3 separate regions of the Homo sapiens genome follow, and regions 1 and 3 are each linked to region 2. Evidence: chromatin loops called from intact Hi-C (ENCODE). Cell type or tissue: endothelial cell of umbilical vein. All regions are shown on one strand.

What was found. Peaks named below come from ENCODE experiments on the same cell type or tissue, not always from the same donor. Only the 100,000 strongest peaks of a DNase experiment are listed, where the experiment ranks them.
Region 1: a loop joins it to region 2, with 5 times the contacts of the local background. A loop is called at or near these places in 2 of 110 quality-filtered maps.
Region 3: it touches region 2 in a loop (2.6-fold over the local background); 2 of 110 quality-filtered maps call a loop at or near these places.

What each region holds. Positions count from the first base shown.
Region 1 is chr18:55,093,223-55,101,222 of GRCh38, reverse strand. No RefSeq gene overlaps it. Among named protein-coding and RNA genes, the nearest start is that of LINC03035, 12 kb to the right of the region's middle. In endothelial cell of umbilical vein, a CTCF peak has its summit at 4,757 (motif pointing left); DNase peaks (open chromatin) are centred at 252, 3,292 and 4,742; H3K27ac peaks cover 2,263 bases; H3K27me3 peaks cover 594 bases.
Region 2 is chr18:55,398,496-55,406,495 of GRCh38, reverse strand. TCF4 (transcription factor 4) reads left to right here. Exons shown (of 20, transcript NM_001083962.2): 6 at 2,978-3,042. Among named protein-coding and RNA genes, the nearest start is that of TCF4-AS1, 50 kb to the left of the region's middle. In endothelial cell of umbilical vein, no CTCF peak of the experiment used is centred here; DNase peaks (open chromatin) are centred at 455, 3,515, 4,535, 5,405 and 1 weaker place; H3K4me3 peaks cover 3,762 bases; H3K27ac peaks cover 6,207 bases.
Region 3 is chr18:56,295,187-56,303,186 of GRCh38, reverse strand. No RefSeq gene overlaps it. Among named protein-coding and RNA genes, the nearest start is that of LINC03069, 110 kb to the right of the region's middle. In endothelial cell of umbilical vein, a CTCF peak has its summit at 4,066; a DNase peak (open chromatin) is centred at 4,036.

The DNA.
Region 1 (8,000 bases), 310 kb after region 2:
CTCTACTTTACAATACTGCCAAAAAATGTGCCAGACCCTCTCTAATACTCCACAAACCCTACAAGATAGCAAGGAACCCCCTTTTTTTTTTTTTTTTTTTTTTTTAATAGCAGCGACTAAGCACTGGCCCAAGGCCAGAGGAAGAGAAAGGTAGAAGTGGTGTTCGATGGGGAAGCTTCTGCAGAGTGTTGTCAGAAGGAAGGGCAGATTCCATATGAGTGACTAATTAAGTAATATGATTCTCTGGTTTTTTTCATATGATGACTTTTAGCACTTTGAGACCTGAAACAATCTAAAAGCAACTTGGCAATCATCATTCATTTTTAGTGGAGAAATTAATAACTTGACAAGGAAACACTTATTAACAGTCTTTCCTGTCTAGAATGGCAGAATATAACAAGATTATTTGAATAAGAAGTTTATTCACTTCTTTTTATGAAAAAACTTTATTTTAATCTAATTTGAGACTACAAAAAGTTGCAAAAGTAGCACAGAATTCCTGCATACCTCTCACACAGCTTCCCTTGATGTTAACATGTTACATAACCATAACATAATTATTAAAACCAAGATAATTGCATTGGCACAATACTATTAACTAACCTACAGACTTTATTTAGATTTCACCAGTTTTATTTATTTATTTGTTTGTTTGTTTGTTTATAGAAAAGTCACTATGTTGCCCAGGCTGGTCTCAAACCCCTGGCCTCAAGCCATCCTCCTATGCCAGCCTTTTGAGTAGCGGGGACTACAGGGACAGCCACCACACTTGACTTAGATTTCACCAGTTTTTACACTAATGTCTTTTTTTTCTATCCCAGGATCCAGTCCAGGATACCACATTGCTTTTAATTGTCAGTTCTGCTTGATCTTCTCTAATCAGTGACAGTTCCTCGGCCTTTCTCTGTCTGTCATGACCTTGACACTCTGGAGACGTGCTGTTTAATTTGTAGAATGTTCCTCAATCCGGGTTTGTCTGATATTTTCTCATGATTAGAATGAGGTCATGCATCTTTGGTAAGAATATCATAGTAATGATGTTGTATGCTTCTCAGTGCATCCTATCGTGGAGCTCACAGTATCGGTCTGCCCTATTACTGGTGATATTAACCTTGGTCCCACCATTAAAGTAAAATCTCTTTATTGCTAATTGTCCAACTGAATAATTTGATCAGAAAACTTAACCCAAAAGGAACTCATATGCAGATTCTTATGCTTTGGTGAAAAAATGACTGGGTGGTATGATTTCACGGGGGCTGTTGCTCTAATTCTCTCATCTCCTCCCTCAACGAAATTCTTTATCTTGCAAGGACTGCTGCCTAAAATACCACCATCAGACCTTCACCCACTAAACCATGGCTTCAATTCCTATGAAAATATAGATGTTTGAGGGAAGAGATTCCCATGAACTGTGTTTAGCTGCTTCTGGGAGCACCTTTGCTCCCAGGGAGGAAGGAGTAAAAGGAAAGAGCAGTAAAGCATTTTCTGCTGCCATTTGGATATGGAGGGAATGAGGTTCCTAGAAAGATCCTGAACAGATTTGCTATATAAGCGCCAAAGTGATCTCTTTGAAGTACGTGTCTGATCTCCGATTATTTTGCTCAAACCTTTTAATTGGCTTCAGACTCGAGCCTCACCTTACCTTTGCCACCCCCAAGCCAGTGATCCAGAATTTCTTTCCATTCCCCAACTGTGATTTATCTTCAAATAGTGACACATGCCATTCCTAATCCTTAAAATATTCTTCCCCAGTCCACTTCCCTGGATTGACTTTTACCAACACAGGAGGTCTTAACGTAGTGATCACTAGACCTAGAAGGCCTTCCAAGAACTCACAAATTTAGGCATGTTGCCCTTCATAGCCTTCTGTGATTCCTCTTCTCTAAACTTAAAGGTGTCTCCTTATAGAGCAAGGGTTGGCAAAGAATAGCCCATGGGCCAAATCTGGCCCACTTCTTGTGTTTTTAAATAAAGTATTATTGCATCACAGCTATGCCTAATTCTTTATGTATTACCCATGGCTGCTTTCCTATTATAAAGGCAAAGTTGAGAAGTTGTGATAAAGACTGTATGACCTGCAAAGCCTAAAATATTTACTATCTTCCCCTTTACAGAAAATGTTTGCCAACCCTGTTCTAGACGTAAGTACCATATAAGCAAAAATAACATTAATCTTGTCTGCTATTGAATTCTTAGCTGTCATAACCCCAGGATTTAGCCCAAAGTAGATCTTCAATAAATATTTGTTGAATAAAGACAAATCTCACAATTTTATCCAGCACAGTGTTGTCTGTATGTTACAGCCAAGTAGAATGTCTAACGTTAACACAATTAAATTTTTAAAAAATCCATAATATTTTGTATTTGTTTCTGAGAATTGACCAATGGAAGGATGTCCATATGTTATTCTTAGCCTTTATACAGTATTTCTCATCCTGAAATTTAAAAAGAATGATTTCCAGTTCAATTAAACCCAGAAACCTCATTAGCAAGATGATAATGAGTTCATGTGACCTGTCCCCAGATCAGACCAACATTGACCAGTTTTACTAGAATTATTGGTTTTTGTGTAGACTCAGTAGCACATCCTGGTCCAGGTCAAATTTAAAAAATAATTTGGGAGTGCAGTGGCTCACACTTGCAGTCCCAGCTACTAGGGAGGCTGAAGTGGGAGGGCCACTTGAGTCCAGGAGTTCAAGACGAGCCTCGACGACCTAGGGAGATCCTTGTCTCTTAAAATAAATAATAATAATTTGGGATTCCCAGAGAGTTTCTCAGTGAAAATGTCAAACCTAACCAGATTAACCACTATTCCATAAGGACAAGAAGGAACTAAGATTTCCCATGCAAGTGAGTGACTAAAATTAAATTAACAAAATTAAGAGATAGACAGCAAGAAGCATGTTTGTGCTGCTTACTCTGAGTACTTGGACATCTCCTTTGTATTCACTCTAGGAGGCCCAGCTTACACCTGCCTCTAGCAGGGCTTATGGATTTTATTACCTCTCCAAATATGAAAAAATATAGACTTAGTTTGCAGACTCTTGACTTCCTCTGGGAGAGGGCTCAACATCAAAGCAACTATTTCTACAAACATTTAAAGCATCTTTTCTCTTCCTGCCTTCCTTCCCTGACTGCTTTGCTTTTGGAAACACTAAACACACCCAGTTTTCCAGGCTCCGATGGCTCAACAATACTACTTTTCCTTAGCAAGGAGCACATTACTGCCATGATTTATGGCTGGTGAGTAATTAGGAGCCTGTTGCTATGGTCTGGGGTTGAGATCAAAAGAACCATGTGTCAAAGTGAAGGGAGGGGTGACTGGAGCCCAGGCAGAAGGGTGGTGGTGTTTGTTTGTAATCCTAACCAGAGAGAAGCTGGGCCATCGCTTAATTGGGAAAAGGCTCAGCGTCTGAAGAAAGCTATGAAAGCGGAGCCTGTTCTAGAAAAAGAATCCGTGTGTTTTGCAAATCAACAATATTTAGTGATAGGTGAATCTCCAGGGGGCCTGGAGGCTGGACGGTTTGAATTAGTACTCAAAGGTTTGGAGAAAAAAAATGTGAAATGTATGAATACTGAGTATAAAAAAATTGCCCAAATTGGTTCGCTTATGAGATTTCTGGTATTTCCTTCTCTGGTCAAGAGGAAATGCCAAGGGAAGTACTGCAATATTTCAGTACTTCTGTATCTGCAATCCAATTTCCCAACGAATATCGATTCTCTCTTTCTCTTTATCCCTCCTCCTTCCTGGCCATGGAGGAGGACTTTGGCGGCAGAGATATGGAGCACATGGGTGGGTCCAAGCGTGGCTGGATGGAGGTTCATGGAGCTGGTTGGGGGTGGGGTAGGCAGGGGGTGAACCAGCTGGGCTCTGAGGGCTCTGGGGTTTCATCTGCTCTATATTTATGACTTTCTATAAATCACAACTGGGGCAATGGGAAAGGCCTTGGACAGAGTATAAGGAAACCAGTTTTCCAGTCCTGGCTTTGTTTCTAACGAGCTGTGTGGCCTTAGGCAAGTCAAGATTTCTGGGTCTCAGTTTCCTTATCTGTCAAATGAGATTGACTGACTTTGATGTACTCTAAGCTCCCATTCAGCTCTCAAATGCTATGGTCAGATTCCCCTACTTCAGCCCTTGAAACTGCAATGGGCACTCCCTTTCTGAGTAGAGGTCCCGTTCCACATTCCTTTTGAGACAGGAACGCTGAACCTGGGTGCAACTGGAAGGCATTTTAAAATGGAATATTCAATTCTGAAAGAGAAGCATTTGGATTCAAACACACACAGAGTGCAGATTGCGTGGACTGAACCGAAAGGACCTTTTTGGTGTTCACAAAGTAAACATAAAGCAACTGCGACCTCATTCACCTTGTGAAACCACAGATATCCAGATGATGCGATTAGGAACAGGGCTGCACAAAGTTAAAGTCCTTTCTCAGTGTTTGGACAAACCGACAGTGCAGTGGAAGGGATGGCTTCAATTTGCAGGGGGATTTTCCAACTCTTACCCACTTTGCCAGATAGAGTTGCAGATGACATTGGAAAAGCTAGGACCCTTTAGAAGATGTGTGTGTGTGTGTGTGTGTGTGTGTGCGTGTGTGTGCGTGTGTGCATGTGAGAGAGAGAGAGAGACAGAGAGACAGACAGAGGGACAGAGAGAGAGAGAAAGCAAGGATGAGCATCATGTGGGCTCAGGCTGCTGGGGCCTTGGCTCTGCCCACATGACCAGTAAACCATGCTGCCATCTAGTGTGGGCTCAGAAACTTCTTGGCGTGCTTAAGAGACATGGATGAGCATAAAGAAATGAAGGCATGAGTACGCAAAAGCTCCCAGGAAGAGGCACCATTAGTGTTAAGTGATGAGACCCCCATGGCCTCCTTTCTCCCTCTGATCACCCCATTTCTAGTTAAACACACACTTGCTTCTCTACGTAGCCTTCTTAGCACTTATGAAAAAAATCCCAAATTCCACATGAAGGCTCTGCCCATTGATAGTCATGCATTCTCCTTTTGAAAAGTAAAAAGTTAACATCAAAGGTCATAAAAAAAGTAAACTATTTGGCAGAAAACCAGGGGAAGAATATACAGATTATCCCTCACTGTGTTCCTCAACAGGAAAAGTGTCAACCTGGAGAAGTTTACTTTGCAAATTATAAAAGGGGATTTTATTTTCAAGTTAGCGAAAGGTGGGTATCTCAGGATTGACGTGACGCCATGAAATTGTACCCCTGAACGTCTCTCTGGAGCACATGCCCTACAGTGGAAAGGTATTCTTGATAAGGCAGATAATGGGTGGAATTATGCTAATCAAGAAAACCTTACAGGGTGAATAATTTAGTAACCCTTTTCTGAGAATAAGTGCCTATTTTAAAGTTCTAAATGACACCATAAATGTAGTCAGGCATAGATTTCCATACTGATATGGGATAATAAACACAGCCGGAGTCTGAAGCACCTTGAGGGACATCCTGCTGTGCTTATTATCCTGTACTTCCCTACTAATCACTGGAGCCTAAACCTTAATCCTCATGGCTTTGTTTACCTAGCACTTTGTCAAGTCCAATACATTTTGGTTCTTTTACCTTTCCCGGAAAGACAGCTGTAAGTATGGAACTTTGTCATTTTTCTCCTCCGCATGGACTTGAGATCTTTTGTTATAGTCTGAAGTCCACATTTTAAAATTTGAATTGCTGCTCCAGAATTTTTAAAAATACGTGATTAGCATCACATGGATGCTGAATAAGTCTTACGTTGCTATCTACAAACTTCACTCAAACACTAACAGTGTTTATGTTTCTAGACATTCTCCCATTGCCACTTTGGCTGACTTCATAGGGAGTAAATAGTGACAAAGCTTTGAAGGAATAAATTTGTTTTACTATAATACTGCTCTATTGTTTTGCATATTTGGGTTTTGCCAAAGATTCATTTCCTCAAAAACTTCCAGTGATAAGAAAAGTTGAAAGTCCACTCTCCCATCTCTATTCTTTTATATCTGCAGTGATTTGTGTCAAAGACACACGCTGATAGACCCTCTTAGCAGAACTCGGGCTGCAAATCTTACTGGTGATCTCACTTACTTAAACCATCTGAGGAAACAGGAGGGCTGGGAGAGAGAAGTCACTGTACAACTCTCTCTGAACAGTGACCAAATGTTCAACCAGATGCATGAGGAATGGGCTAAATGCAAACCTCAACTCAACCCTTCTGGAAGAGGAGTAAAGGTTCTGGTGATACTCAACTATGTGAGTAGTGGGAAGGGAAAGGGGACAGGAAAAAGACCATAGGATGGGACCATGTTTGTTCTGTGCCCACGTCACAATGCTCTTATTATTTCCCATGTGGGAGAGATGTATGCACTGACCACTGACTTTTAAATAGGTTATGGATCCCTAAGCCCTCACACAGGATGTCTTTGAAGGTTCATGTGGAGAAGGATGTCTTCTTCCTGCAGCATTGCAGCAGCTCTCTACAGGGCAGGTTTCAGGTGGTGGACTATGTTAAGTAAATAGGGACAAAGGTGACAAAAACATATCTAACACTATGAATGAAAAGTTGGGAATAAAGACTGAAAGGGTTTGGTGAAGTGCACAGACTTGGAAGTTAGGTGTGTGGGTTTTAACTCCAGATTGACCCCTTCTGAATTGTATAAGTTGTTTAACTATGCTCTGCCTCCATTTGTTCATCTTTAAATGAGTAGGTGTTTTTATGACAATAAAAACCACTACTACTATTATAGAGACAATAATACCTACTTATGGGATTGTTGCAATGATTACACAAATTAACAGGTATAAAGTATATAGAACAATGTCTTGCATGTAGTAATTGGTCAAGACATGTTATGAATTATTATGTCATTGTTAAAGGAAAAATTGGGTCTGGGTACTCTTAGCGTAACAAATAAAAAAGAGACAATGAGCTCAATTTTTGAACATATTCATATCCATGGATCAGTAGATCACCTAAGTTATATACCAATCAGTTTTGCTTTGGACCAAGCAGGAGATTCAGAGGCCCAGGACTGGCTGCATAATTTGCAGGCCCCCATGCACAATAAAAATGGGAATGTCTTGTTCAAAAATCATTAAGAATTTCAAGATGGTGACTGACAGCAGAACATTAAACCAAGCATGGAGCCCTTCTAAACATATGGTCCTGTGTGACTGCACAGGTTGCACACCCATGAGGCTTGCCCTGCAAAGGCCACATAAATCATGGCCTCTAGATGCACAGAGCTTACCCTCTAGCCCTCAACTCCTATGTGACCTTTTTCTTTTCACTTGGTACCTGTTGTTTCATCCTTTTGTGGTAGTGTGTTTGGTGTTTGAATTCATGGCTCAAAACACATGCTTCCTGGAAATCATGTAAGAGCCTTCAGATCCTGTCTCTATTTTCCCATATTTCCTGCCCTCTTCAATTCACTGCAATCTGGCTCTTGCCCCCCACCTGCCAAATCCCCATCATATTCTAACACCACTATCATCTGCTCTGAATTTTTGTGGGTGGAAACCAATGGCTTCTTAATTTTCTTCTTACAGTATTTGTCTCATTTAAACTATATAATCATTTACAGCTTGACAATGGATGACATTATCCTAAAATTCTCCTCTCTAACTTCAGTATATGTTACTTCAAAGTTCCCTATGTTTCTCTTCTCTTTTTCTGTTTTTTCTTTTTTTTTTTTTTTTCACTTCCTCAATAGCTCATAGTCCTCAGGGATTTATTTGTAATTTTCAGTCCTTGTTCTCATTCTTTCTCTACACATGCTCCTTGAGGATCTTACTTGCTCTGATGACTTCAGCTACCACTAAACAATGTCAATTCTCAAATAAGTATATTCACCCTTTTCTCTGCTGGTTATAGACCCATATTTCCAACTCACTCTAGACAGCTGTAACTGGACATCCTTAAGTGGCAACTCACTCAAAACACCTCAAACCAATTAATGTTTTCCTCATTCCTCTTTCTTCTATTGCCCATTTTTATTATACTATGACT
Region 2 (8,000 bases):
GCTAATTTTTAATGGATAATTTACACAAAAGATAGTTTCTTTTCTAGAAACTGAGGTGTCCTTTTAAAATGGCTGCTTTTAGTCTTTAAAAAAAATGATAGGAATCGCGATTTTATGTTTGAGAAGGTGCGTGGGCTTTATCCACAGTGCCTGATTATTTTGCTCCCAAACAGGGGTTCTGGCTCTGAGGGCAGATTTATAGTTGAATTGGGGAACAAAAAGATGTAATAAAGTTAAAAGCTTACACTATCAGAATGAAATGTGTTTGTTCATGATCTCTGGACCGATCTATTTGATGGTAAAAGTGGATGCTACAGATGAAATCTTTACAAGGAGCATAATCCTTAAAAAAAAAAAAAAAAAAAAAAAGTCCACCTCCCAGCCTCCTGCTGGCTGTGCTGCCTCTTTGGTACCTCGCAGACTTCGACAGAGCCCTGGACGGGTGCCCATTGATGTCATGGAAACACTCAAATTACTGAGAATGATTCATGTCTATGCTGGTCTCTTATCCTCCCCCACACAAACAGGAGTAGATTTTTAACCCTGACAACTTGTAATTTGCAGTGGGTTTATTTTTGTATCTGGATAAATATTTTTTAACAAGCAAAATTAAGATTAAGCAGTCTGTATCTGATATGATAGTAAAGAATGCTGGGTTCCATGTAGCCAAGAGTACTTTGGGGACTCTGCAGCGTGAATTCATATTCTTCTCCTCCTCCTCTCCCTCCTGCCTCTTTCTTTTCCTACCTCTTGCTCTTTGCATTCCACTCTTCCTCTCTTTGTTTTTCTCCTACTTATTCTCTCTCTCCTTTTAAAATCCTGCCCTTTTATCTTTAAAATAATGGAAGGAGTAGCCCAACTTATATCTATAAGTGAGGCAAATCCTGGCAGAAAGATTCCTCCCTCCTGTTCTGTGTGTTGGAGTCAAGTTGGGAAATAATGCTGAGTGGTGAAATTCTACAGGGGATAGCTTCAGGAATTCCTTCTAGAGAAAAAAATAGATGCTTTTTCTTCCTTAAACTGTATTTTACAATTTGGATTTTTAGAAATTACCAAAACAGGACACTAGATGTTCAGTTTCTTAGGAAGTCAGAGCAGATTCTACTTTATCCATCTTTCTGTCTTTCTGCCTGCCTCCTTACCTGCCCAGCTTCCTGCCTGCCTATCTACCTGTTAAACAAGTGAATATTACATCAAAGTAAGTGATGTAATGGTGATATTGAAGCATTCTTAGATGCAAGAGCTTAAGGAAGGACACGCGTCCTTTGATAGCTCATGAAGGTCGAGCCTTTTCTGTTAGTAATATTTATAGAGAGAAGTTAAAGGGTATAAGTAGCTTAAATTTGATGTACACAGATGAGTAAATATGTCTTTGTGACCATTCACACTGCTGATACAAGTATAAATTTATCTTTTCTTCAGTGCAAAATCCTCATACAATGGAAGTTATTCTGTTAGATCTTCTAAGACTGACAGTCTGTGCGATGGTGTCTTGTTTCACTGAAATTGAAACTGATATGGGGCATTGATTTTATACTTTGCGCTGAGCGCTAGACCAGAAATGGGGCGGAGGTGTTTTCCCAACTTTAAGATTCATTAAAATCAGTAGAAAAGTTAATACTGGGAAACGGGGTTAATTTTAAGACTTAGGTTTGGCTTTCTTTGAAAACCACCATCCATTTTATATATGTAATGACTTGGATACAGGATACCCTTTTGACCACATAGAAAAATTTATGGATATAAATGTATCAAAGATACATTCTTTGTGTGGGGTCAGGAAGGCATACTCTAATAACATTGCCATTGCCATTGACCTAAAAGATAAAAAGACTACTGTTACTTTTAGCATTCGTGTTGAGTTGAGAGGGGAAAACTTGGGGGTTGTAAACTTCAGAAGGAAATCTATTCAGCCTCTCAAAATACAAGTTTAGAGTTTTCCTGTTGGAAAAAGGAATACTGTAGTCCTATGTATCAAGTACAATTACTGTAAAGCTCCAGTCTTGACGAAAGAAGTATCCTTTAGACTTGCGTGGGGTGGGGTCTTAGGCACCTGCCTGCCTCTTTTAGCCCCTTTTAATGTTCTGGTATGGACAGATTTCTACAATGATTCTCCACATGTCACTATCTGGACTCTACTGCTTAGATCTCTTGTAATGTGATTTCATTATCCTCCCTAATGATTATTGGGGTTAAACTTTAAAAAGAAACAAATGAACACCCTTGATTTTATTCTTAGATGTGGCCGAATAGCATCGAAGGGTCTATAGATCTCTGTAGAGCAGTCTACAGATAAAAATTGGGTTGTTAGAATTGGAACAAGACATTCACATTCCATGATCCCTTGTCCTGCTGGGTCTATTGGTGGAATCTGAACTTGGGTTCAGAGTAGGCAATTTTTCAAAAGCCCTGTTTCCCAAATGTAAATTCCATCATCATCTTGATCATGATGGGGTTCACTCCTGGGAAAGGGAGTTTTTAAAAAAGAGAGAGAGAGAGAGACTCAGAATTTTGAATAGTTTCTTTGCTAAATTCACCATCTGGAGAGCCTGTGATTGATTAGTTTTGGCCTCACTATTAAGTGTCAATATAATCAATGGGAATTACTAGGCTAGGGTCATTACATAGATAATTTGCCTGCTGTGTAAATAAAAATGAAATTGTTTAAATTTTGTGCAAGAGAAAGTGAAAATAAGGAGTTACGATTTGTTTGTTAGAGAAAGTGGAGGCCATTGGAATGACAGTTTTTGGAAGTGTGGAGCAGTTTGGCTAAGAATAGGAATGAAGGATATTTTTTTCCAGTTTATCATAGCCAGAGTGAGGAAGTGTTATTCCCTCTCTTGCTTGCATACATTGCCAGTAGTGCCTACTTTACGTATGTAAACATCGGGGAAGAGCAGTAGATGTCTGTTACCTGGAGGAGATTTTTTTTTAAGGAAAAACACAATTTACACTTTTTTGTCGTTTCTCTTGGCAGGTAAAACAGAAAGGGGCTCATACTCATCTTATGGGAGAGAATCAAACTTACAGGGTTGCCACCAGGTAAGTGAGAATCTCTGTTGCGGAAGGGTTGAGAGGATTAACCTGGTAAATCAGTTTGTTTTCTAAATTAGATGATGCATTTTAAACTGTGACACCAAAGATGCACCGGCAAGTCAGATGATGGCTCTCTCTTTAAGTAATGAAATAACACAGAGCTTAGAACTAATAAACACCTCATCTTTAGATCGCTGCTGTATCAGAACTACATTCATGGGCTTGTTTTTATTTTTTAATCCATCAGCCGGTACCAGTGGCACTGTTTGCAAACCAGCAATGTCGGTGAAAGTGGTTCTATTAAAAGAGTTTATTTGCAATTAAGAACTTAAGAATTTCTTACGCAGGAAATACTTCGCGGAGTCATGTGTCAGACCCTGGGTTTCGGGTGGCTATTGCCCTAAATTATAGTTTTCATAGGGGCTGTATGATGTTGTGTGAAAACAGGGTTGTATTGAGGGATAAAAATGTCTGTGAAAATATGATTTGTTGTCCCTTTTTGTTTCTGAATTGTTTTTGGCTGGAAGTCAAGGCCAGCAGGCTAACAGCAAAGCCGTCTCAAGGGAAGCATGCGTGAGCTAGAAAAATAAGAGTACTTTAATTAAATAATAAAATGCCAGTGTAATACAAAGGTATAGCATGTGTGTGTTTGTGTCTCTGGGCACTTTGCATTTGTATACTTTAAACTCTCCAGAGAGAGCCTATTTCTAAAAATACTGTCAATAGCTAAAAGTATAAGCTTTGTTTCAAGACAACTGAGTTTTTATAGATGCTTTCTTTTTCAGTTCAGTATCAGTATTAATCATGTATTTAAAATCTTTTTTAAAAATTTATACTTCCTTTTTATAAGTGCATTGGTTTCTTACTTTGGAAAACTCTTGATGGAATTTAATAATCCTCTTTAATATTCAGAGCTCTCTACTGTTTTTATTATTCACGCAAACAAAATGTACTTTTTTTTTTTCAAATGCTGGAAAGGGGATGCTTACTCTCTTGAACTCTCTCACCCTCTGATGTTCTTGATGGGGGAAAAAAATCTATTTTAATTTTATTTTAAACAGCCCATTTAATATACCCCTGAAAAATGTAAGCAAAGTTTTGTTTTTGTAATTAAATCGAGCCTATGAGGAAAGTTTCCTTTACGTACCAGACATAGGAAGGTACGACTTCTGGTGGGTTGGTGTGTTTGTTTTTTCCCTGTATATATTTGCATTTTTAAAGTTTACTCCCTTGGCCCAGCCACCAATTCAGTCATATTCGGCATCTGAAAGATTTGTTGCATTGAGGTGAACAGTGCTTGGTTAAGAGCTCCTGCCGGAGTGCAGTTCATGGCAGTTTGTTTGGAAAGAATTCTGCAGGAAAGAAATTTACAGCCATTCCAGCGCAACGGAAACATCTTTGGAATGTGAGTGCAAATGTTCGGGCTAGATAGCCTGGGCGACAAGCCTCTGAGTGCTGTGTCTCTGGTGTAAAGCTCTCAGTTCCTGCAGAAGACCGTGTTCCTGTGGGTCTGGTTTCTGAGGGTCAAGGCGGAGGTCATTAGAGTTTTGGGGAGAAGAAAGTTGACAACATCCTTCCTTTCTGCAGATGGTCATGGCAGAGGTCTCTGTTTTCGCTGGGCCCCTTTTTCTGGTCATTGAGAGAATAGGCTTCCTCACCCCTGTATCCTTTCTTACTAATAGGAATTGGCGTGATTCCTCACAGACACAAAGATTTCCTCTGCTGAGTAAGCGTGAGGCCCCTTAACTTGTGAAAGCATCATCCAGACCGTGTGAGTCTGTCTGTGTATGTGCAGAACACAGACCCTCCTTTCTCCGTTTGTGGGGAATACTTCCCTCGGGTGAAACTGAAGTTAATTTTTTTTTTTTTCCAAACACAAGGTGAGAAGTGGAAAGGGGCAGAGGGTGGAAGAGAGGTGGATGGATTGGCATGTGATGGCTGAATTTCTGGGCCTTGGGAGGTTCGTTTTGAGGCATTAATGTCCAGGAAAATTCTTTTGTATATAGCACTATGACTGCATATGCTTTTCTTAAAAAGCCTTCGTAATGTAGCCGTGGAGTGTGGAGATTCCTTCATTCTTAATTTGTGCTTCATGGTTGTGAGTCTTGCAAGAGTCTACTATCTCTGTGCTTAGCGTGGTCGCAGCAATCTCCATAAACAGTGTGATTACTTAGGGATAAATAAAAGTGAAATTTTGGAAATTTGCTGACAGAGGGAAAATAGGGACTGAAGATGAAAAATGTACAGAGTATGAATTTCTGCTTTCTGTGAAATTTGAGAATAGAACAGACCATAGTGTGTCTTCCAGTGAATCAGTTTCTCTTGTGCCGTATTGTTATTTGAATCCCTGTCTACAACATCAGCTATGCAAACCAAAGAGAAAGGCAAAATCTCAGTATCTTGGGCTTCAAGTCTAAATAGCAGATCACAGCTGAAATGATTCCCCACTGTGTGACAAGGTGAGTGACTCGTGGAGGGGAGGCTTTTGTTTTCTTCTGTTTACTACATGATTGAGATACGGAATAGGAAACCTTCAGATGGTGTGCCCTAAGGAGCTCCAAAAGCTGCTTTATCGTATTATAACAGTGTATCCTATGGACTTAAAGGGGTGAGCAGTGCTATATGGAAACATGCTTCTTCCAGTCTCAATAGCCTTTTGTTTGGTGTAGAGACAGAGTGGTGGTAAGCAACAGGTAGCAAAGCGCTGTCCTGGAGGAATACATTATTATTGTGAGACGTGTGTTGTTTCAGAAATATATCAAGTTAAAAATAGATATATATTTTAGATTTCTCCTAAGGATTTAACACTAATACTGATGGACATATGACGCTTTTTTAAATGGATATATTTTAGCAGAAGAATGAAAGCCGGCAGGTTCTTTATTAGCAATTAAGTTGTTTTCATTAAAAATAGTAATGAGATATTATTTCATTAATGCATTTCCACCTGAAGTTATCAGAAATAAACATGGTGACTTTTTGAGACTTTTAAAATTGTGTTGAAAATGAATCAATAGATAAGCAAAAGTAGCCAAACGAACTTTTTTGAGTTCTTACTAAATATGACAAAACTAATTTAAATCAAATTGGGGTACAGAAATCACACCCAGCTTAACATGTTCTTGCCAAATGGTAACCTCATACTCCTTTTAACTGGCAGAGAAAATGAAATTTATAATGGAAAGTCTGACAGAAACGAAAATGAGTGGGAATAAAGTTTTTTGCAAGCTAGTCCAACCTTAATACTATAATAGCCAATAACTAAAACTTAATGGGCATCATTGCAAATGCCAGAAGGGAAAAAATGTCATTTGTTTTGGTTTCTTTTTGCTGCTTTGAATAGAATGTTGGGTGATTTGCAAACTTTTAAATTTTGCTAAAATCTATTTTTTTAATGAGATGATGATATCAAAACAAATACTTGTTATTACTTCTCCCCTTAAATGGAAGTTTAGAGTTGATTATCAGGAATTGTTTGTATTTTCTTTCTGGGATATAGCCCAGGTCTAAAGCCATGGTTTCATTTTTAGTATTGTGTGTGTGTGTGTGTGTGTGTGTGTGTGTGTGTGTGTGTGTGTGAGAGAGAGAGAGAGAGAGAGAGAGAGATGGGGAGAGAGAGAGAGAGAGAGAAAGAAAGCTGCCTATCTGAGACCAATCAAATTAGAATCTTGTGAGCTGGGCCTGTGCTTTTCTGACAACTCCCCAGGTTATTCTAATGTGCAGCTAGGTTTTATCATTTCCTAGAATGTTCTGTAGAAATATACCCTGTATTAATGACTTGTGTTCAACATATGACCTTGAAAATGCTTTTAGGCTTTTTGCATTAATTTGATTATTCAAGGCATGGAAATATATTGCATATGAACTTCATTTAAAAGGCAGTGAAAATTAGTGATATAGTGAAAATCTTCAAATCTTTATATAGAATTCCACAACTGAATGTCCCAGCCCATATCTTGTTTTCTCTAGTGAAGTCCAAGGCTTTAACCTCATCCAAATTCTTTTTCTTCTTCAGCAAGTGATCAAATAGGACTTTGCTGATACAGTTATTTAATGTTTACATCTTAAAATGACTAATGGAATTTAAGAATTAGACCTAATCTAGGAGGTTGTTGTTAATTTCCAGAAACTTGGAGACCAGGGAGGAAACATATTTTCTTAGTTTGCCCATAGGCTTGCTCATTTTTGGTTCATCGAAATTAAGCATGTAGTTGATTCCAAAATGAATTTCACATTTCAGAATTGATTTCTTTGTCTTGTTATTTTTACTTTTGATTCAATAGGTATTACAAATGACTTAATTCTAAACTTTTGGCCTCTTTTAGTTTTTCTTATCTAAAGTCAAAATAGAAAGGATGTAAGTGAAAACCGTACAAAATTATTTTGTTTATTACGAAATTGGCAATTGAGGCCAATTAGGCCTTGCGCAAGCAGAAATACACATCGCTTTTTAATTTACTAAGATGCCTAAGTGTTTATCCTGAGTGTTCAGCACATCCATCGAGGTCTTATGCATCCTTCCTGGGAAGCTCTCCCTTGCAGGGCCTTAGCACCTGTCTTCATCGTGCTTTTTAAAATTTGCCATCATTTTTATGTGTTTGTTGCATGCTGATTTCCACAGGATTCTGTAAACTCCTGGAGGGCAGGGACCATGTCTGCTTTATCCTGAATGTGTACCATGTGCCTAGCAGGGCAAAAATTGCAATGACCTAGTGTTTCTTTCCTCAGCATCACTTTTGGAAGCCATTTTGAGGGAGTAAGGTCTGAATAGCAATGTACATGAACCATATTGTGAGCATCTTTTTCATGCCTACGAAAACCAGAAAACTGCACTCTCCCAAAAAAGTCCTTTGGAAGCTCTTCCTTCTAACATGCTGTGCAGGCTCTGGAAGGACACCAAAGTCATACCGTGGAGAGACACCCACTCTGACTTTTTGGGGGGTTGAATCGTCTCATTCACCTGG
Region 3 (8,000 bases), 900 kb before region 2:
CAACCCTAGGCCTCCGGGGTATAGCTTTCCCATTGGTGACCACTCAACAATTGCCATACTTGACAATTATTTGAGATTTGCCATGAGCCTATTACTCACCCCCAGATGGAAAAAAGCAGGAAGTTGTTTTTGTTCCCACCAAAAAAGTTTGCCAGATAATGTTCTGACATCTTGATGTGACTGTTAATAGCATCATCTTCTAAACCCAAAACATCAAATCTGCATTTTCCCCATGCACAATTGGTGTTCCCTTCCCTGTGGTAGAATAAAAGCTAAATATGCTGTAAGCCTCTGTTAAGTTCTGTAAATTGTATGGGATATATATATATAAAAAACACACACACACACCCCTATATTTTTTTTCATAAAATACCTGTGGGTGTTTTCATTCTTTAGGTACCATTAGAATTCTGAGCACATTCAATCAATTTTTTGACTTGGTGGAGTAGAGATGTGTGATGTAAGGGAGAGATGTAGGGAGGCGTGTGGAGTTTAACTGAGTCCTGGCCACTCTCCCTCCCACTTTGGAAGTGCAGCAGCACCACCATTCCATGCTTAGGTAGGTAAAATGTCAGCACAGGTCGGAGAGGTCTATCTATGGAGGCATCTGCTCCCTGCAGCCCCATGAGTAATAGCCAGGGTGTGGAGTGAGTGGGAGAAACATACTCAGCAACAGAAACTGACTGCTGTGCACGCAGAACCAGGCCACAAGGAGAGAGGGAGGAGACCCGTGACAGTGGGCTGCCGGCGGACAGAGGCAGCTCGCTAGCAAACAGCTTCTCCTCTCTCCCTCGCTCCTTCCCTAATAGGACTGGAATCCACGCTGGGATAGGTGAGATAGCACACAGGCAGATTGCCCACCAGATGGTACAATCTTCTATTTAAGAAATATTTGAAAGGGCAACAAAATACAGCAGAAACCATCCGACAGTCCACATGGCTAATGCAAAATTAGCCAAAATCATGGCAGTAGCAATGACGGGGTGTTGTGGGGTGAGTTGTAGGAAAGGCTGCGGAGAGGTGAGCACCGTGATGTCACGCAGGGCAGGTGGCGGGGAGTCTGAGCTGCTTCTCCATTATTGCACCGTGGTGCTTCATGTGTTTCTAGGATGCCCAGTCTGTAGCCTGTGTCTGAGAAGTGCCAAGGCTGAGGGTGATGGCACAAGTGTGGCCATCCAAATTGTGTCTCCCGAACTGGGAGGCCTCTGGATGGGATGGGACGTTGTTTGTCATTGCTATTCTGAGGCTCTTTCCTCATTTCCATATCTCGGTTGAGTGGCCTTTTTCTTCCTGATGTCCTGTTACAGCTCTATTTGTCAAAACCACGTACACCGTCAGCATCAGCACGATCATACTATTGTTCATTGAGCTCTTATTTTGTCCCAGGTACTGTGCTAAGCACGCTACCTCATAATAGCTAATGCATGCTGAGTAGTTGCTACATACCAATCGCTGTTTAGAGTGATTTACATATATTGTCTTATTTCATCCCCACAACGAACTAATGAAGTAGGCACTGTTATTATCATTTTCATTTCACACAAGGGGAAAGTGAGGCCTGGAGACCCTGAATAACTTTCCCAAGGCTACATGATTATTAAGGGGAAAGAAATTTGTCGACTCCCATCAATGCTGTTTAGTGCTATACTCTAGTGCCTCTGATATGTTCTTTTCCTCTTTTCATCCTTCTATGACCACCCTGTGAAGATGTCATCATTTATAGTATATATAGTTAAGGAATCAGCAGTTTAAAGAGTGTAAGGAATTCCCTGGGGTTGCATGTCTAACAAGAGTTGTTAGTCTTATTCCAAAGCTGGTGACCAACCACCATGGGAGACCATCTCTTTTCCACCAGCCACTCTTGCTCCCTCTCTCCCAGCACTGACATCCTCAGCATCCATGCCTGAAACCTCAGCGACACATTGGCTTTGTATTTTGTTGTTTTCTAAGTCTTATTTCTTTCTCATTTAGGGTATCCTCTTTCTATTCCCCTCTTCTCCATTCCCATTGCTACTAGCTAGTCAAGACGAGGTTTCTTTGCCTTCATAGTATTACTAAAGTACTTGCCATTAGTCTCCACTTGTCTTTCCTGTAAAGATATTTCATCCCACACTACGCCATGACTCCTAGGCATGAGCCTCCAAGACAGACCCTGCCTGCAGCATTCTAGAAGTGGATGAATGATAGAATGTTTTTCTCTATTATCTAGCCCCTAAGACTACAAGAAATCTTTGTGTGTGCACACACATTCACCACAGTGTAAAAATAGAAAACGTTGGGTGTGTTTTCCATGGAATTATGTAAATAGATCTACATAAATACATTTATAAGAATGAAATTTTGAGCAGAAACTGCTCTCATTGTTTTTGTAATGGGTTCTAAAGAGAGAGCTGCTGTCTTATAGGGCAAGTCGGTTTTCCATCGAACTTTTCTCTTTGACCATCATGGAGGGAATGTTGGTAGTTTTGATGTTTAATTTTCAGAATGCAGTAAGGCTTCATTATTCATAGAAGATGTCTTCCTGGGAATTACAACAGACAATAATGGAACAGAAATGGGATTGACTAACCCATTGACCTTGTATCACAAGAGCAGAAAGAAATAAAACCTGAACAGACCCCCGTGTTTTCCATCCCCCCAAGGGCTCTGTCTGTTCTCAGGCCTGGGCTGCTTTCTGTTTTCCCCTCTGGAGGGTTCCAGTATCAAGTGTCTCTGTGTTAATTAACTCAGCATGTGGCACATAAAGGCCTGACAGCAGATAGCTAATGTTTTGGATATGCACTAAGTTTAAGGATTAGCTCAATTCCAAAGGACAACTTAACGCTGCCACTCTACCGTTGACACTTGGTGATCCGAGGCAAATTTCCTGTTCTGGGCAATCTTCCTTCTGCCACCATCACACATGTGGACTTCAACTCCTCCCTCTCTGCTCTTAGAAGCTCAGACAAAGCAAACCAATTTAAAGACTTTCATTTGATCTGAATAAAATCAGAAAGACACATCTTGCAATTGCTGGTAAAAACCAACAATAAACAAAATCCCATAATATGGCAGATTATCTGTGCCAATGTTTGTTTCTCCTACTATGGCAATTTTACTGTTTAAATACATTTATATGTATATAATATCAAGTAAATACGTGTGTGTGTGTGTGTGTGTGTGTGTGTGTAAGTAATAAGTTTATAAGGGAGTTTCACATCTAAGCTCCAAAAGCCAAATTCCTTAGAATAGGTATGTGGTGAGAAACCAGTATGGTTTCTCTTTGGCCTGAAATATTTTTGAACATAGAGTAGTACAAAGGTTGAAAAATGACAGGTGATAGGCCACATGTGGCCTCTTGACATGCTTCATTTGGCTTTGTGCAGTGTTCTTAAAAATTTATAATTGAAAATATGGGACTTTTTTTCAAAGTTTGCATTTTTGGGTTTCCTTGTCTGGGTCTGTACTTCTTCACGGCAAAAATTGACAGGAGCAAAGCAGCCCTGTCCCTCCCTTGGATGGGGCATGTGTCAACTTCATTACAAGCACACAGGGTTTGAAATGCCAATTCCTGAACCCCAAATTGTGCTTTCTCGTTGTTCTGCCAACCTCAAGTTTGCTAAATCTCCCACTTAGTTCCTGATAGTTTCTTGGCCGTTTTGCCCAAAGTAGTCTGTTAAATAGGACACGCTGGGTGGAGTTGGGCAGGGTTCATTTTAGACTCACTTTTTATTTAACTTTTACAAAGCAGGGTTTTCATGACTATTGACCAGCTGCCCAGAAATTACCTGGTGAGTTCCTTTTCAAAAATCAAAACAAACAAGCAAATATAAAAAATATGGAAAGGCTGACAAATTTAGCCATTTGGCATGGCATTTAAAAATGGATGTAGCAGTATTTTTAAAGTACTCTTTCAAATGTCATGACAGCTGTCCAAATTTGTAATTTTAAAATATATTTTATGTTATCACATACATTTGCTGTACACTCTATCAAATATATGACTAATATGTGAAAACAAATATGTGTGCCACCCTGCTGACTCATGCTCTTTGAGACATTGGAAACTCCTTGAAGGACCAACTAAAAGCCCCTTGTGGCTGGAAAGAGAAGCCCAAGGCTACCAGTGCTTTTCTCTAGGGTGTTTGCTCAAGGATCAACTTTCATTTCCCCTTGGAATGAAAGGCACATATCACAGAAATTCCACAGAATCAGGCGCAAATAAAGAAGACAGATCTTAACTTAAAGACCTGAGAATGGTTCTTTAAATCATTCATTCATTCATGTGTCCATTTATTCATCTATTCACTCACTCAATGAATATTTATTGAGCAACTACTATGTGACACCTGCTGTGATGTTAGATGCCATCAGGGGATAAATATATGGACAAAATTTTATGTTTGTTTTTTTTTTAAGGAGCTGTATGAGTTTCTAAGTCCCACTTAACAAAGTGCCATGATTGGATGGCTTAAACAAATTTATACACTCATGGTCTCACAGTTCTAGGGGACAGAAATCTAAGATGAAGGTGTCAGCAAGTTTGGTTCCTTCTGTGGGCTGTAAGGGAAGGATCTGCTCCAGGCCTCTCTCCTTGGCTTATAGATGGCTGTCCTCTTCTCCCTGTGTTTCCCATCATGTCCACCCTTGTCTTGTACTTGCCTGTGTTCAAACTTCCTCTTGTTAGGACACCAGTCAGTCATATTGGATTAGGGACCACCCTAATGAGCTCATTTCAACTGAATCATCTCTGTAAAGAACCTGTCTCAAATAAAGAGACATTCTGAGGTACTTGGATTAAGAATTCAACATGAATTTTTTGAGAGCACACAATTCAGCCCCTACAGGAGCTTCTAAGGTAATCATTTCTATACTCTAAGTTAGAGTGCTTCTGTTTCAGTTGTTGGTCCTGCTGTTTCTTTTTCTTTTCTTTTCTTTTCTTTTTTTTTTTTTTTTGAGACAGAGTCTGGCTCTGTTGCCCAGGCTGGAGTGCAGTGGTGCAATCTTGGCTCACTGCAAGCTCCACCTCCAAGGTTCACGCCATTCTCCTGCCTCAGCCTCCAGAGTAGCTGGGACTACAGGCGCATGCCACCACACCTGGCTAATTTTGTTTTTGTATTTTTAGTAGAGACGGGGTTTCACCGTGTTAGCCAGGATGGTCTCGATCTCCTGACCTCGTTATCCACCCACCTCGGCCTCCCAAAGTGCTGGGATTACAGGCATGAGCCACTGCGCCTGGCCAGTCCTGCTGTTTCTACTGGCAAAGGCATCTGTCTTCCACTGTTGCTAATGACCATCTCATCTATTCCTAAGCTGTGCTGGCCTAAGAAATTTTAGAAGCTAATAAGCCTAGCTTGACTCTGCGGACACAAAATTTCAGGAGCTGAACATGGGATGGAGATACAAATGAAAGGGCCTTGATTTCAGGTGTACCTGTTTGTAACCTGAAGAGCCAGCTTATGGCCAGGAGTGGAGATAAAAGATCCCTGTAGTGTTTTCTAGTAGGATAAGATGCCATGAAATGTGGGTGGACAGAGAGAGAAGAGCCAGTCAAGATAAGTTCTAGGCCAGTTAGACAGAAACGTTCTTGGAAGTAAAAATCTTGGTAACACAGAGACTGTAACAAACATGACCCATGTAACTCTTGATGTGCAAGAACAAAGGGAGAAAGAAGCAAAGAGCAGCCAGAGATCTAGGTCCGACTGGTGGAGTTTGTGGAGAATGTGCCATGAGGCATGAGTTGGGGGTATACAGTTAGGAAGCCTTGGCTGACATTCTTAGACAAGATCATGCCAGAGCCCAGGAAGAGACTCTTGTGGGGCCCAACTCTGAGCAAATCTGTGAGGTAGGGGCCCCATCCTCATTATACTGTTTTCCCAAACCTTTTCCTCTCTTTGCCTTTTCATTCTGGCATCTTTCCTGTTTCATTTTTCTGGTATCCTCAGCTGACCCAGGGTACAATGAGAGCTGAGAAAAATCTTAATCTCTTTCTACAGCATGCTAATCACCTGGGCATCTTATTAAGATGCGGATTCTGATTCAGAGGGTCTGAAGGTGGGCCCAGCCTGGTCCACTAGCCACACTTTGAGTTGCAAGGGTTTATGGGATGATGGAGCCCAACAAGTTTCCGCGAAAGCCTTGCTCTCTCTTTCAGGAGCTCAAGGCTCAGTGGGTTCCCTGGATTAAGAACAGAAGATGCCCCTCTTAGTTACTGCAATCACCTTAACTTTTACTAGCTCCTGTATTCATTAGTAAGGGTTAGAGAGAAAAGAAAAATAACAATAGCGTTCTTAATTGGATCCCTGAAAAAGATACTGCATTTCCACTGATTAAGGCAATTAAAGGTGCAAACATTGCTGCTCAAAAGCTGACATCTTCAGGTGTCTCATAACAAAAATTAATACCACTGCTAGCTGTGCCACCTAGTCATGCTGTAAAGAAAATTAATTACTGCAACCAAACTAATAATAACAGTGCAGGCAGAGTTGTAGCAATCTTGTGGCTTACCATTGGAGACTGAGCAGGGACTTTTGCCTCTCTGTTACCCATGAGCGCAACTCAGCAATTGCTGACTGTAACATTTCTATTGTATGGTTTATGCTAAATATGCATATCTTAATTGCATTAGTCAAAATAATTAGCTAATATATTTTTGCATAATGACGAGGTAAGCAAATATCACCATAGCTCAGTGGTTCTTGCATGAGTAAATTTGGAAAATTAATAGACTCCCAATTTCCTAATTATCTGTCTTTTATTCCATGCTCAAACAAAGAAATGCTACTGCACACTCCTGGGCATCGTGTAATTTAGTTTGCACCTTGAAAATTTTAAAGCACCTGTGTTTGTTTTCTCCCCGTTTTGCAGGAAAGTGATATAAAAGAAAAAAATGCAGCTCCTTCCTTTAATCACTCTTAAACTGAAACATGAAGAAAGTTGTGGATCAATACATTTTAATTTCTACATGCAAGTGGTGTGTTGAATTATAAGGTGGTTTTAATGCATCAGAAAACTATTATAAAATTAATACAATTGTCAAGATTCTTTCCAAAGTGATAGTCCACAGCAAGCATCCAAATTCTAGAGGAATGGTGGCATTTCCTCCTACTGTCCTTCCCCTTGAATCTAGCAATCTTCCCAGTTTTGCCTAGATGTTTCCCCGTTTTCTCACACTTGCAGGTCAATGGTGCATGCACTAAGCATCATGGTCTCTACCTGAGGACAGTGTGGTTGAAAAATAAAGCTTGCTGCCTTGACAAACTGCTTGGCAGACAACAGCCGAATTCCTTTGGGTTCCATCTTATTTATTTGGGCCTGTGATTGGGAACCAGGCTAATATGCTGAGCTACCTCATCAAACATCTTTCTTTAACAGAGCCTGGCCATTCCTGTCTAAGGTGTCAACTCTTCTCAGTCTTCATGAGAAAGCATATTCTTAGCATGCTAATCTAACGCATAAGGAACACAAAAATCTGCCCAAAAGGACATTTGAGCAATATGCTAATATCTTCTGAAGAGCTTGGAAACATTCTCGCCTCATGTCTTCCAATGGCAGGTTTCAGGCCACCACTTAAACGGAAGAATGTGCTGGGGCCTGAAGCCCACCACATCTGGATGAAATCCTCATGCCAAGCCCTAAGCCATCAGTCTAACAGTAGACAAGTCATTTAGGAGAGAAAGCAGCTGGGTGAGAATTTCCCTTAAGTTTCTGATGAGTCTTTAGATTTCCGGTGGCTTATGGGAGAGCAATCTGTAACCTGATAAGGGAAGAGATCTTCATTATTGTCACTTTGCCTCTAAACAAGCTCTGATCAAATCAATTCCCTTAGCAGGTGCGGTGCTTGTCAGGATTCCAGCCTTGAGACCACTTGGGCTGCCTGTCAGCAAACTCCATGTAGGTGTCTGGAGCAGGTAGCAGCTGCAGGCTGTAATGTCCTCCGCTACGGCATTCACTTCCAGGCTCACATGCAAATCGCCAGCAACTATGAAGAGAATGTATGTAAAATTCATTTTAATTTGTGC